2 separate regions of the Homo sapiens genome follow, and region 1 is linked to region 2. Evidence: read pairs that join two places in POLR2A ChIA-PET (ENCODE). Cell type or tissue: K562. All regions are shown on one strand. Region 1 overlaps SMAD3-DT (SMAD3 divergent transcript). Region 2 overlaps AAGAB (alpha and gamma adaptin binding protein).

Region 1 (8,000 bases), 190 kb before region 2:
GAGAAGCGTACAGAAGTCCTCCCTGACAAGTATGAAACTGGGGTTCAGAGAATTTAAATCGCCTGCCCAAGGTCACACCGCTGGGGAGTAAGGCATTGGCCAGCAGGGATTAGAACCTTCTGTTGTCAGAGCTCGTGATTTTCCCATAATACTACAGACCAGGGTCTAGTTAGGCTCTGACTCGTGGGGGACTTTGGGCCCATCACCTGACCTCCCTCTGGAGGTGGCTCAGTTTCTCACCTGGGCGGGGGATGATGAAGGACCTAGGGAGAGAAATCACAGAAACAGGGGAGGTGCTCACAGCATAGCAGAGCATGAGCAGGGCACAGGGTTGGGGCTGTCATCCTAGGCATGGGGTGTGGGTGGGGGTGTCATCCTGGGCATGGGGTGGGGGTGGGGTGTCCTCCTGGGTGTGGGGTGGGGAGGGGTATCATCCCAAGCACCGGATTGTGGTGGGGTGTCATCCTAGGCATGGGGTGTGGGTGGGGGTGTCATCCTGGGCATGGGGTGGGGGTGAGTGTCATCATGGGCATGGGGTGGGGATGGGGGTGTCATCATGGCACGGGGTGGGGGTGGGGTGTCCTCCTGGGTGTGAGGTGGTGAGGGGTATCATCCTGGGCACAGGGTGGTGGTGGGGTGTCATCCTGGGCATGGGGTGGGGGTGGGGCTGTCATCCTGGGCACCGAATGGGGTGGAGGTGTCATCCTGGCCACGGGGTGGGGGTGGGGCTGTTATCCTGGGCACAGGGTGGGGGTGGGGGTGCCATCTTGGGCATGGGATGGGGTGGAGGTGTCATCCTGGGCTTGGAGTGGGGGTTTCATCCTGGGCACAGGGTGGGAGTGGAGGTGTCACCCTGGGCAGCGAGTAGGGGTGTGGGTGGGGGTGTCATCCTGCTGTGTACGGGCACCAAGGAAGAATGAGGAGCCATGTATGAAGGGAGACTCTGGGAAGCCAGGCTGCCCACCTCACTTCCCTTCTCCTCGCCCTCCCCCAGCCACAGTCTCCCCAGGCTGGGAGACCTCAAGTCTGATTGCACCAACACCTGGTTTGCATTAAGAAGTTCCTGACTGCTGAAGGAAGCCTCCCATAGAGACTTACTCTTCCCGATTACATAGGGCTTTACAACTTACCAAGTATTTCCAATCATTTTTAATTTTTATCTTCCCACACCTCTTTGAGGTGAGCAGAGAAGGCGTTGTTATTATCCCAATTTTACAGCTCCATGGAAGGGAACTTGCAGACCCCAGCCCAGCCCCCTCCCTTTATAGACACATTAATGTGGCCCAGAGAGGAGAGGCTACTTGTCCAAGGCCACACAGGTAATGCATGGCAGAGTCAGGACAAGAAATGAACTCTCTTGGCTGACAGGCCGATGTTCTTGCTAATGCACTCACCCAGGACGTCCAGACTCCCGGGATTTCCCTGGGAAGTTGCTTAGGCTGGGCGCAGTGGCTCATGCCTGTAATCCCAGCACTTTGGGAGGCCAAGACAAGTGGATTGCTTGAGGCCAGGAATTCGAGACCAGCCTGGCCAATATGGTGAAACCTTGTCTCTACTAAAAATATAAAAATTAGCCGGGCGCGCCTGTAATCCCAGCTACTCAGGTGGCTGAGGCAGGAGAAGTGCTTGAACCTGGGAGGTGGAGGTTGCAGTGAGCCGAGACTGTGCCACTACATTCCAGCCTGGGCAACAGAGCAAGACTATTTCAAAAAAAAAAAAAAAAATCCCCTCGACTGGGCATGGTGGCTCATGTCTGTAATCCCAACACTTGGAGAGACCGAGTCGGGAGGATCACTTGAGCCTAGGAGTCAAGAGCAGTCTGGGCAACATAGGAAGCCCCCATCTCTAAAAGAAAAATAAACAAATTTAAGCTGGGCATGGTGGTGCATGCCTGTGGTCCCAGCTACTTGGCAGGGCTGAGGTGGGAGGATCGCTTGAGCCCAGGAGGTTGAGGTTGCAATGAGCTAAGATCACGCCATAGCACTCCAGCCTGGGCAACAGAGCAAGACACTGTCTCAAAAACAAAACAAAACAAAACAAAAAACAAGTCCCCTTAACAGCATTTTCCCCAATGTCTGCCTTTTCTTCATGAAAGTTGGGTGAAGATTAGGGAAGAAAAAAGATTGTGTCTTGACTTTGGCCCTGCCTTCCTGTTCTGGGTTAGGTGAGGGGAGGGGGCTGGTGAAGGGTGAGTGAAGGGTGTGGTGGCAGCCAGCCGGGGTTCCCATGGTGCCCTGCAGCCACACAGTCAGTGGTGGCTAACCCCTACCCTTCTCCTTTTCCATCCTATTTTCCAACCCTGGCCTGTGGTTATTGATGACCACACCGCTCCTCTGTGGCCTACAAGAACCCTCTTCAGCAAGGATTCACTTAATCACAACCAGAGGGCAGAAAAAGTGGACTCGGGCATTTTTTTAATAACCAGCAGCTACAAAGAGGACTGAAACAAATTGAGTTTTATTAAAAGAATCCTCCATTAGACAGAAAATGTTATTACCTTGCATCCTCTCCTCCCTGAGCTTTCTGCTTAATAGAGTATTGATTGAAACATACATTTCCAAAGTCTGGTCTCAGAGGAGTGGAAGGGGAAAAACCCAAATAATTCAGAAATGAAGAGACCTCTTGCAGAAATGCAAGAGACCTAGCTGAAGTATTATTCTCTGATAGATTTTGGAGGGATGCTGGAAAGAAAAACAATTAATTAAGCAAGTAACAGGCTGAGGTCTGGCCTGAAGCAAAAGTTTTGTGGCTGAGCTATAAAAAGGTTAAGTGTCTAAGGGAAAACCCAGAAGCATTCTAACCAGCTGCTCAAATGGGTGCTGCTATAATTCCATAGTTTGCACCTGACCTGGGCAACAGCTGGCTCTTGGCTCCCAGCAGGGAGAGTGTGTCCCTACTGATTGATCCAATTGAGAAATTCCTCTTCCACTTTGTACTTTGAAATCCAATAACTTACCTCCTTTCTTCCTCCCCCAACCCCAAAGACAGAAAATTAGCCAGTTGGGTGAATGGACTTCATAAGTGATTCATCATATCAATATCATATCAGGGATGCTAAAGACTGCCCTTTGAGGGTAAGTAGGCAACCATCTTGAGCTCAATTTTCCTCCCCCAATATGATCCTGAACATCCAATGGCTCCCTGCTACCTTTAGGATAAAGCCTAGGCTTCTTTGCATGCATCTCAAGTCCTCCAAACTGAAACTCACATTATCTTTCCAACTTAATCTAACAATTCTACATCATATGCCATCTGCCCCAGCCAAGCTACTAAGTCTTTCTTACCTATTCATTCGGATTCTTCCCAAAAAATGTGAGGGCCAGAGAAAAAAGATAATCTCAATGAAATCTTCCCTTTCCTTCCCCAGGATAGACTACAGACTTTCTGACCTTCCTCTCCCATTGCTTCCAGGATATGCCCCACCCTCCCCAGCCTGACTTCCCAAGCTTTTTTCAGCTTTGCTTCCCTGCCCTGCCTTCAGCATGGATGCTCTGGGTCCTGTTTTTGACCTTACACAATTACAAGTGTGACCAATTTAGTCCATTATCTGCATGTATTGTATTTGTCCAACCACACAGTAAAAATACCGAACTTCTGAATGACGGAACAAATGAATTTGCAATTAGCCCTTCACAAATACTTCATGGCAAGGCAAGGATAGAATGATTTGCTCAAGGGATCTTCAGTCTAGGGATTTGCTCAAGGGAACTTCATACACAGAGAGGTGAACTATGATAATAATCCATTAGTAGCCTAAAGGTTAGTTCATTTAAGTGACCAGTTTAGTTAGGGGTTGTTGGCACATCAAAGCAATGTTTATTAAACCTGGCAAAGTGTCACTTTGTGCTTGGGTACCTCAAACTTTTCTAGAGCTAGATGATAACATCTGCTTTCTTTTCAAGAGAAAAATAGTTTCCTTTCCCTGAGCATACAACATCTTTGTTTCCTCTGTTAACTAAGATGTCAGGCTGCCTTGAGTTATTTAAAGAGACAGAAAATGCCTTTGTTTCTCAGCAATATTCCCCTTGGATTCCTTTCACTGACAGCAAACAGCTACCTTGTTATAAGATGTATTTGCTTGCTTTAAAAAGGATATCACTCTATCTATCTAAACTCCACTTGCTGGTTTCCATCTTTACTTAGGATTTCTCTGGTCCCCTAAAGTCATTTCTGTGTATATTGCACTTCTTCGACATTGATATGGAAAGACCCCAAGCTTCATCTTCCTTTTCCTGAGAAAAAAACCCTCCTCCTCCTTTTTAAGGGCTAATAACTCCATTTTGCAAACATACCATTTCAACCCCAGCAGTTGAAACCAAAGGATGCGGCTGCTTTGCTAAAACCAGATAAATGGGGCGGCTGCCCTGGTTACCGCAGAGACAAAAGCCCACTTTCCAGGAGAATGAGGGCCACATCTGGGAGCCTCAGGCCTCGCCCCTTCCCCCTTGCTGAGGCCCCTTGCTTTCTGCTCAAATAGGAGTGGAGGAAGAATAGTTTCTGCTGCTGACTTGTGACTTTGTGGCGCCTCAGCGGGGGAGCAGAGGGGAGGGAGCACTAATCTAAGACTTGTCTGGTCTAGCGGGAGGGCCCTGGGCTGGGGGCCTGGAGGCCCAGGCTCTCGCCTAAGCCAGCTGTTTGGTGACCTTAAGCAAATCATCTTCTCCTCTCTGGGCCTCAGTTTCCCCAGCCATATAATGAGGGACATTTATGAATTATTTTGGTTTCAGTTTCCCCAGAAGCTTGAGTCAAGGATTCAAGTGTGAGTAATAGGTCATTTAGAAGGTGATCCCTAGAAACTCAGGTGAAGGGTGTGGAAGTGAGACAGAGAACGGAAGGAAGCCAGTGTGAGGCATGCTGCTGAGCAGGTTGTCACCACAGGCAACTGGTGTTGGAAACACTCTGGGAGACAGAGTTGGAAAACACACCTCAGAGTTCATCTGCCCAAGGGGTAAGGAAACTGGGGATTTATCCACCAAATGCTCGTCCCTCATTCATAGAGGGCTGTTCGCCAGGGATATCAATTCTTGGGCACTTTGGGCTTTGCCCCACGCTGGCCACAGTGCTCATGGGTATTAGATGTGAGCGACCTGAATTCAGTGTGGAGGTGAGTGCTGAGGAGATGGGTCAGGGCACCGACAGCATCCGCTCTAATAATTGACCTTTACAGCCCTGAAAAGCTGTGAATTTGCACTTGGGCAAAGTAAGCAAACCTAGGGCTTTGGTATGATAGGCAGGGCAAAAGAACTGTATTCTGTGCAATCAATGACAGTCCCCTACTTCCTTCCCCATGGTTCTAGACCTCTAGGCTGTTCCCAGGGAGAACAGAACAGAAATAAAGTTCATCTCTAACTATTTAGAATGGTGAATTTACCCACTGGCCAGAGAAGATGATGAAACTATAGAGACTCCATCCCACCTTCCTTTCCCATTGCTTCCAGGATATGCCCCACCCTCCCCAGCCTGGCTTCCAAAGCATTTCTCAGTCTGATTCCAAGATATCTTTTCTTTTTTTTTTTTTTTTCGTTTTTTGCTTCCCAACACAAACCACCCACCACTGTTAGGTTTTCTCTCTCCTCACTTCTACGTAGGCCATTCCTACAGATACCCCTACAGTATCTTTCATCTTATTGACTGGTCAGAATTCTAAATGTCTTTCAAGGACCAGTGCTATTTCACCTTCTCCAGGAAGTGCTTCATGACCGTTCTCGGGTTAGAAATATCCCTCTTGGCCAAGCACAGCGGCTCACTCCTGTAATCCCAGCATTTTGGGAGGCTGAGATGGGAGGATCACTTGAGTCCAGGAGTTCAAAACCAGCCTGGGCAACATAGTGAGACCCCCATGTCTCTACAAAAAATTTAAAAATCTGCCTAAAAGCAGCCACCAATTAAGAAAGCGTTTATGCTCAACATCTGACTATCTTTAATTCCAACCAGTAGTCCCAGCTACTCAGAAGGCTGAACAGAGAGGATCACTTGAGACCACGGCTGCGGTAAGCCAAGATCATGCCACTGCACTCCAGCATGGGCAACAGAGAGAGATCCTGTCTCAGAAAAAAACAAAAACAAAACAAAAAGAAAGAAAGAAAGAAAGAAAAAGGGAGAAGGAAGGAAGGAAGGAAAAGGGGAGAGAAGGTAGAGAAGGAAGGAAGGAAAAGGGAAGGGAAGGTAGAGAAGGAAGGAAAAGGGAAGGGAAGGTAGAGAAGGAAGGAAAAGGGAAGGGAAGGTAGAGAAGGAAGGAAAAGGGAAGGGAAGGTAGAGAAGGAAGGAAAAGGGAAGGGAAGGTAGAGAAGGAAGGGAAAGAAGGGAAGAAGGAAAGAAGGGAAGAAAGAAAGATCCTTCTTCTCTGAGTATCTATTGCCTCCAGCACGCATCCAGCCTATGCACACTAGACTCTGTCATTTCTCAGAGGCATGCCTGGCCTCCCTCAAATGGGAGACAACTTCTTTATACTACTTGGGTGCCTATCTCCCAGTCCCTAGCAAGTATCCTAGAGACAGGAAATGTTGAAATAAAGAACAGTTTGGCAAGTATTTATTGAGCACCTGAGTATACAGACACTGTACAAGGAGCAATGGGGTAACTCAAAGGTAAGTAAGATCCCACCATGGCCATAAAGAATTTCAGAGTCAAAGTTGTCCTAGGTAATAGAAAGTCAGGATTTGCAAGAATGGCTCTTGGGGATCATCAGCTCTAAGTGCCTCCCTTCATAGATGCGGAATCACAGAAGAAAATGACTCACCTAAGGTCACATAGCTAGTGAGTAGTTCTACATTAATTTGTTGCTAACAGAGGGCCCCAGGCTGTCCTTTTTTTTTTTTTTTTTGATCATTTGTGCAAGTTCAGAAACAATCTTCTTTCTTTTCCTTTGTCTTTTTTTCCACTTTAAAGGAAAATGAAATTTACTGGCTTCTCTTTCTAAAGAGAAGGGGCAAGGAATAAAAATACCAGTTATGTAATAGTCATTTGCCTTAGTCATGCAGCCCTGCCGGAGTGCTGTTCGAACAGAAAGATGATTAAGTTAAACACTGCATATTTATTCCCCTGCGGTCACCCTAATTGGTTCTGCCGCTGTAATTGATTTGACAGGTTATTTTTACTCAGAATGAGCTGGGTTCCTCTGCTGGCTTGCAGATTTGCTCTTGCTCTTCGAGTCCAGGCCGGCAATTGTCCAGATGGCCAGATGTGGCTGATTTCTACCTGAGGAGGGGGAGGGGGGTCCTCAACCTAGCCTGGGGAGAACTGAGCTTGCAGTGTGAATGTGTGAAGGTATGAGTGCTTGTGTGTGCGTGTGTGTGTGTGTGTGTGTGTGTGTGTGTGTGTGTAGGGGTTGATGGGGGAAGAAGGATAGAGAAGCTCAATGTCATGCTTCAAGGGATCAAACTGGGAAGGAGCTAGGAAAAAATTCAACATGACATGAAACTATGTTAAGGATTTTATTCTGAGGGCAGAGAAAGTCTTATATGGTTTGGAACAGAGGAATGGAAGACCATGTGGGGGAGAGCTTTTTGCCTACAGAGGCTTCTGTACTTTTTGTCTATTCCAAGCAGCCACCTCTTCCCACCACTGCAAACTGCTCCCCAGAGTACAAAGTACATAGAACCAGTGTTCTCGGGTAGCCTGCAGCACCAGCCACCTACACATCCTTCCTCATCTTTGCACGCAGCTCAGTGCCTCCCGCTTTGCCTGCTATGAGGGGAGAGTGTGCTGGCAAATGCTCAGAAACCCATGGGAGACCTCTAGAAGTTGGCAGGGACCCCTTGAGGGAGCTGGCCCCCTGCAGAGAGCCAGGCCATGGGTTATTAGAACCATCTCAGTGATAATGTGTGACTTCGAATATCAACTAACCTTTGAACTTCAGAGTCTTAATCATGTATCAATGTGGGATAACCATAGGCTCTGTCCCATCCCCTCACTAGGTTATGACAACAGTAACCACAAGTAATAATCACAGTATGTCAAGGTCTGAATCAAATGCTTCCTGCCGTGCACGATCACATGCT
Region 2 (8,000 bases):
ATTTTCACCACTGTTCTCAGCATTATGACACAAAGTAAAATACATATCCTTTCCTTGTTTAAGTGCTTAAGCTACCAGCATAAAAATATATTCTATCTGCTAAGAATGAACAAAACAGTTCTTGGATTTCTCTATGCAATTAATTGCTTCTAGGACTGCTTCACAAGGTGCTGTTATTTAAAGCATTCCGCCAAAAAGGGTGGATGATCCTGGCAAGGATGCTATAGAAGCCATTCCTGTACTGGATGAATAGACTAGCTCAAAAGTTCCTAACAGTTTCTACCCAGTGCAGTTGAGGGCACATCTACCAACCACTTAGCAATAGCACTTAATAGTTAAGTGATTCTCAATGGGAGCCAGGCAATCAACGTCTTCAGAGGGCTTGTATAGCATGTGATATGTATTTCCATACCCCCCTGGGTCTCAGTTGAGAATCACTAGATTAAATCATTCCTAAAATCTCTGAATATAGGAGCCTACTGATATTCTCACACAAACTATTTGAAGGCAAGTGTCTTAATTTTTAGCAAGTTCAATATATAGACAACCATTCCAGCAATCTGAGTCTCAGTTTATTGAATTCCTCCATTTTATGGATGTTGTCCTCTACATTGCTGCAGCCATGTACTCCCAGGGTCATACCCAGACCTTATTATTACCAATAACCACAACCCCTCCATCATCTCAACTTCATGCATCACCTATTTTTCCAAGTCCCTCTCAGTTCCTATAGTACCTTAACCCAATTATCCTTCAACTGCACCAGGACTCAAAACTACCATCTTTTTACTGACCCACTCCAATTGACTTCCACTCTCCTCTTTTTAGCTTAAATTCCATGGTCAATCATTATAATTAATCTCTTATATATACTACTGAATCCCTTGCCTCTCTCTTGCTGTGATACATTTGCTTAGCAAAAGCAGAACTGATTACTACATGCATGCACGCGCACGCGCGCGCGCGCACACACACACACACACACACACACACACACACACACACACCCTCCACCCATGCTGCCTGACTTTAGTTTTATAATACCAAATTTCAAGTTGGGTCCCTTAATGCTGCCTGGCAAATCATACTTCACATCTCTAGGTTCATTTACTCTTTCTCTCTCCCCTAAATGACTGTTTCACATTTTCTCCTCTCTCCTCAAATCCTAACGCTACCTCCTCCCTTCTGCCCTCTCAACTGACATCCTGGCCTCCTACTTCACTGAGAAAATTTATGCAATCAGAAGAAACTTCCACAGATTCTCATGACACATCTCCCCACTGAGCCACATTTGCATCCACAAACCCCCTTTCCCATGTCTTTCTAGGTTTATTTTCCTCCTCCTGTGCAAAGCCAGTCCCTCCACTTGTACACTGGAGCCCATCCCTTCTACCTACTCAAGGAAGTCACTCTGGCAAGTTTCCCTTCTCTCTCCTACTTCATCCATTTTTCACCCTCTATTGGAACTTTTCCAACAGCTTATGAACGCGCTGCTCTTGTTCTCATCTCAAACAATAAAAATCTCCACCACATTTTTCTCTCCAGCTCTCACCTATTTCTTTGCTCCCCTTTCCTGCAAAATTTTCAAGAGTGTTTTATAATCACTATCTTCAATTTTTCTCTTTCAACCTATTTCACTGAAACTGCTCTTCAAGGTCACTAATGCTAAATCCAAGGGTCAACTCTCTGTTCTCATCCTACTTGACCTATGAGCAGCATTGGCATAGCTGACCACTCCTTCCACCTTGAAACACTCTTCACTTTTGCTTCCCGAATAAGACTCCACTATCTTGGTTTTCCTACCTCATTGACCTTTCTTCCTCAGTCTCCTTTACTGGTTCCTTCTCTTCTCTCTGTCTCTTGATGTTGCAATGTCCCTGGGCTGAGTCCTTGGTCTTCTTTAAGTACTGCATTCACTCCCTTGGTGATCTCATCAAGGCTCAAGGTTTTAAATGCCTTTCTCCCCAAACTCCAAAATCTCTCCAACTGGCTACCTGCTATCTCCACTTGGAAGACTAACAGCCACTTGGAGGTCTCAGTAGCCATGTCAAACTCAACATGTCCAAAAATGAACTACTGATAGGTGACCCTGTTAGCTTCATCTTGTAGCTGCCTCATTTCAGTTGATGGCAACTAATCTTTCAAGTGTTCAGGCCCAAATCCTGTTGTCTTCCTTGACTGATCTCTTTTTCTCATATCTCATATCTAAACTATCAGGAAACCATGCTGGCTCTACCTCACAATATACCTAGAATTCGACCTTTTCTTACCCCTTTCATTGCCCCAGCCCCAATCTGAGCCATCACTCTCTTTCATTTGGAATATTGTAATAGGCCCCTAAGAGATCTTGGTTGCTCTTCACCCTCATCATCTACTCTCCACAGAGCAGCCAGAGTGATCTTTTTAGACTTTGTCAGATCATGTCACTTTCCCATTCAACAACCTGCAACAGTCCCCTAGTTTACTCTGAGTAAATGTCAAAGTTATTATGATGGCCTTCAAAGCCCCAAATAATCTAGCCCTTCGTTACCTCTCTGACCTCTCCTGCTCAGCCAGCAAGCGTCCTGATATCCTTCAAATGCACCAGGCGTGCTCTCACCTTAGGGCCTTTGCTATAGCTGTTCCCTGTCCCTGGTATGTTCTTCTCCCAGATATCCACATGGTGAAACACCTCATCTCCTTGCTCAAATCTCAAGAAGACCTACCTTGAACCACCTTATTTAACATTGCAATCTACAAAGCAATCTCAATGTCCCTAACTCTGCTTTATTATTTTCCCAAATCACTTATCATCTCCTAATACACTATATAACATACTAATTGCTTGTATTGTTTATTGACTATAGTCTCCCACCAGAATGAAAGCTCCTAAGGACAGACATTTTTGTTTAATTTGTTCACTGATATATCCCAAACACACAGACCAATACTTTGCACAGAGCAAGTACTTAAGAAATATTTTTTGTATGAATGAATCAACACTTGAAACCGGAGCCTAAATTATGGACTAGAGAGATCTGAGGCCAGCAGAAGAAAACTCAAATGGCCCAGATACACTCAGCACCTAAATTATGCTCCCAGATAATCAGGTACTTATAAAAGCTGTATTATTTCTTTCAGATCTTAAGAAGGACTGTCACAGCACTGCTGACCTTTGCGAGATACTAGACCATACTAGAAACAAGTACAGAGGAGTTATGAGAAGGAACGTCCACTATTTTCACCTTTCCCTATAGATGACTCCATATTAAACATAGTCCTTCCTGTCTTCTTTCTCTGACTTGAAAAGTCACTTTTCTTTTTCTTTTCTTTTTTTTTTTTTTTTGAGCAGTCTCACTCTGTTGCCCAGGCTGGAGTGCAGTGGCGCGATCTCAGCTCACTGCAGCCTCTGCCTTCTGAATTAAAGTGATTCTTGTGCCTCAGCCTCCCAAGTAGCTGGGATTACAGTCATGCACCACCACGCCTAGCTAACTTTTGTATTTTTTGTAGAGATGAGGTTTCACCATGTTGGCCAGACTGGTCTCAAACTCCTGGCCTCTACTGATCTGCCCAACTTGGCCTCCGAAAGTGCTGGGATTACAGGCATGAGCCACCGCACCTGGCCAAAAGTCACTTTTCAATACTACATAATTTAGGAATTAGAGAAAGCAAGGTCAGGCAAGGGGCTAATGTGGCTTTCAAAATGCTGAATTTATTCCCATGGATTAAACACAGACTCTTACAAGTTAGAACTAGAAGACTATCATTTATGTCAGTGGTTGTCAACCATGGCTGTATATTTGAATCCCGGAGGCACTTAAAAAATACTGTAGCTGACACTCCCTTGGGTGAGGCTCAGGTAGCATAGGTTTTAAAAGCTTCCCAGGTGACTAAAGTTCCCAGGTGATTCCAATGTGCAAACACGTTTGAGAACTGATGAGCTATATGACCTTGGGCAAATTACTTGGCTCCACTGAGCCTAACTCATATGGCTTTTGTGAGGATTAAATAAGATTTTGCACGTATACTATCAGCTGCTATTAGTATCACTGCCACTTCTCCCTTTTCTATCATCACCACCACCTTTTCTACTATTACCATTATTATCATCATTGGTGGTATCATTTCCTTCTTTTCTTTCTTTTTATTGAGATTTAATTTACATATCATAAAATCCAGCCTTTTAAAAATGTATGATTCAGTGGTTTTTAGTATATTCACAAAGTTGTGCAACCATCATCACCATTTAATTCCAGAACATTTTCACCACCCCAGAAAGAAATACCATACCCATGAGCAACCTCTCCTCCCATACCCTGGGAACCACTAATCTACTTTCTATCTTTATGAATTTAACTATTCTGGATATTTCATATGAATGAAATCCTATAATATGTAGCCTCTCGTGTCGGGCTTTTTTCACTTAGCATAATGTTTTTGAAGTTGATCCACATTGTAGCATATATTCATGCTTCATTTTTATGATTGAATAACAGTCCATTGTATGGATATACCACATTTTGTTTTCAGCAGTTTTTCTCACTTTTTGGCATTTATGAATAATACTGCTATGAACACTTATACACACTATTTTGTGTGCCCATGTTTCCAGTTCTCTTCGGTATATAGCTAGGAGTGGAACTGCTGGGTCATATGGTAATTCTATGTTTAACTTTTTGAGCAACTACTAAACTCTCTAAAGTGGCTGCAGCACCATTTTATATTCCCACCATCAGTGCACAAGGTTTCTAATTTCTCCATATCCTCACCAACATTTGTTATTATCTTTCTGACCCTAGCCATCCTAGTAAGTGTGAAGTGGTATTTCATTGTTGTGATTTGCATTTTCCTGGTGACTAATGATGACAAGCATCTTTTCTTTTTTTTTTTAATACGAATTGGGGTCTCACTCTGTTGCCCAGGCTGGAGTACAGTGGCACAATCTTAGATCATCACAGCACTGAACTCTAGGCTCAAGTGATCCTTCCTGCTTCAGCCTCCCCAATAGCTGGGACTACAGGTCCGGTTGATTTTTAGAATTTTTTTGTAGAGACAGAGTTCTCACTATGTTGCCCAGGTTGGTTTTGAATGCCTGACCTCAAACAATCCTCCTGCCTCAACCTCCCAAAGTGCTGGGATTTCGGGCGTGAGACACCATGCCTGGCCAACGTTAAGCATCTATTCATGTTCTTACTGGCCATTTGTGTATTTTCTTGCCTATCCAAATTCTTTACCATTTTTATACTGGATTAGTTGTCTTTTTATTATTAAGTTGTAAGAGTTCTTTATATATTCTAGATATATTCTGCTGATCCTCATAAGATACATGTTTTACAAATATTTTCCCTCATTTTGAGGGTTATCTTTTATCCTTCACTTTCCTGACAGTGTCCTTTGAAGTATGAACATTTTTAATTTTGATGAAGTCCAATTTATCTATTTTTTTCCTTTGGTTGCTTGTGTATTACTAACTTTTAAGAAGACACTAAAGGAAAAAAGTTATGAAGATATCCTATAACCAAGTAAGTTGTTCAGACTTATAATAATCACATATTAAATCATGAATTCCCATATAGATAACACATCCAATTTATCTGGGTGGAGGGCAGGAAGGAATGCAATTCATCTCTTACGTTTTTAATTACCTAGATTTTCAGATTAAATATTTGACCTTTGAATATCAATGTCCAAGAAACTGCAAAGAAATAAAACCTGAGTTAGATTTGTGTGTTTTCAGGGCCATTTGTTGCAACAGCTAGATGTTCATAATCCTTACAAGAGCTGGAATTGTTTTTTCAAATTGAGCATATTTAAATATTTTTAAAAGAGTTTCAAACAAATATTTTTCTGCAACTGTACAAAATTAGTGGCATGACATAACGTAAATGTTCTATTACTGCTCAATAAATACTAACTAGACAATACATAATCCCAAATAATCAACTGGCATTATATAATTTCCCAATATAATAATCCCAAAGAATCAATTGTGATTACAGTAATTTTTCGAACCAAAACAACAACAAAAATTGGTCATTATTAATGTCTTGAAAAAGGTAACCAATACCTCTATTTTTTTTTTTACTTTGTCAACCAACTTTTTAATTAAAAAAACTTTTTGGTTTAAAAATTTTTATTAGTGGCAACAGTTGTACAACAATGTGAATGCACTTACTGCCACTGAAATGCATATTTTAAATGGTAAATCTTATGTATATTTAACCACATCTTATGTATATTTAACCACAATTTTAAAAAGAGAAAAGGGGAGAAAATAAAAAAGAAAAAAGAGTAGGAAAAACACAGACCCCTAAAACAAATAAACCAGTCTGAGCACCTGCTGGCAGACAACACTTGGACATTCAAGAAAAGCAGGCTGAGGAAGGCACAGTTCACTGGGCACACAGACGGATCACCAGCAAAGCAGGCTCTAAAAACAGCATAGGAGGTAGGTTACCCTGGAAGAGTAGTATGACCCACCATATATCCATAGAAAGCTTTGTCTCTAAAATAAGATGCAGGGCTCTAAAAGGATATCCTTCACACTTCCTAAGACCTGGGTTGCATCAAAATGTCATTCATTGTATCTTCATACCACATACACCAGGATCCTCTTAAACATGAAATTAAGCTAATTAATGGCAGTATTTTGTTTTTTGGTTAACAGCAAACTAATGCACCAGTACTGTCAAGAAAAAAAAAGAAAGCGAGGAAACCTCAGGGCAAAGAACCATGAAAAAATCCACAATGTACCTCCTTGCTTTGCAGTTCTTTTAAGAATATTGTTTAGTGTCTAAAACAAGTAAAATGGCATTTTTTCAGGAAACACATTTGACCACACTTCCAAAGTAATAAAGCATGTTTAGTCCAGCTTCTCAATTTACAACCATAAGTGTATATTACAAGGCAATAGTTCTTTAATATATGAACTTGGGACACAGATTTTTCAAAAAGTGAATAAAGCCAAAGAAAATTTTGTGAAAATAGTTCTCATAAATATAACAAGCACCATTGAATATAATTTTATTCTAAATTGATCCAGTTTATGTTCCAAATCTTATTTTTATAGCCTTCCTATGGTAAATGCTCAACAAGGATTTGCTAAATAGATGAATGAGAAGGACCAAGCCTTAATTTGAATTTGTTCTGGTAACAGAGAGATAACCACATAAATGAAAATCTCCTTATTGTGGCTATGATTAAAAAGTCAGAAAATAACGGATGTTGGTGAGGTTGCAGAGGAAAGGGAAGTACTTATACACTGCTGGTGGGACTGTAAATTAGTTCAGCCACTGTGGAAAGCAGTTTGGAGACTTCTCAAAGAACTTAAAATAGAATTACTATTCAACCCAGCAATCCCATTACTCAGTATACACCCAAAGGAATGTAAATCATTCCACCAAAAAGACACATGAATGTGTATGTTCATCACAGCACTATTCACAATAGCAAAGACACAGAATCAACCTACATGCCCATCAACAGTGGACTGGATTAAAAAAATGTGGTACACATACACCACGGAATACTACATAGGCATAAAAACGAACAAAGTCATCTCCTTTGCAGCAACATGGACACAGCTGGAGGCCATAATCCTAAGTGAATTAAAAGCAGCAACAACAAAAAACAAATTAACACATGCTCCCACTTATAAGTGGGAGCTAAACACTGAATACACATGGAGATAAAAAGAGGCCCAACAGACACTGGGGCCTTACTTGAGGGGAGACAGTAGGAGGAGGGTGAGGGTTGAAAAACTACCTATCAGGTACTATGCTCACTACCTGTGAGCTGGGTGACAAAATCATTTGCACACCAAACCCCAGCAACACACAATTTACCCATGTAACAAACCTGCACGTGTGCTCCTTGAACCTAAAATAAAGGTTGGAGGGCCAGGCGGGGTGGCTCACGCCTGTAATCCCAGCACTTTGGGAGGCCAAGGTGGGCAGATCACGAGGTCAAGAGTTCAAGACCAGCCTGGCCAACATGGTGAAACCCCCGTCTCTACTAAAAAT

What was found. Peaks named below come from ENCODE experiments on the same cell type or tissue, not always from the same donor. Only the 100,000 strongest peaks of a DNase experiment are listed, where the experiment ranks them.
Region 1: POLR2A ChIA-PET joins it to region 2 with 11 read pairs; 2 of 35 experiments call an interaction of 5 or more read pairs at or near these places.

Annotation. Positions count from the first base shown.
Region 1 is chr15:67,035,045-67,043,044 of GRCh38, forward strand. The region is part of intron 2 of SMAD3-DT (SMAD3 divergent transcript); the gene reads right to left. Among named protein-coding and RNA genes, the nearest start is that of SMAD3-DT, 25 kb to the right of the region's middle. In K562, no CTCF peak of the experiment used is centred here; a DNase peak (open chromatin) is centred at 4,547.
Region 2 is chr15:67,221,277-67,229,276 of GRCh38, forward strand. The region is part of intron 5 of AAGAB (alpha and gamma adaptin binding protein); the gene reads right to left. Among named protein-coding and RNA genes, the nearest start is that of AAGAB, 29 kb to the right of the region's middle. In K562, no CTCF peak of the experiment used is centred here; no DNase peak of the experiment used is centred here.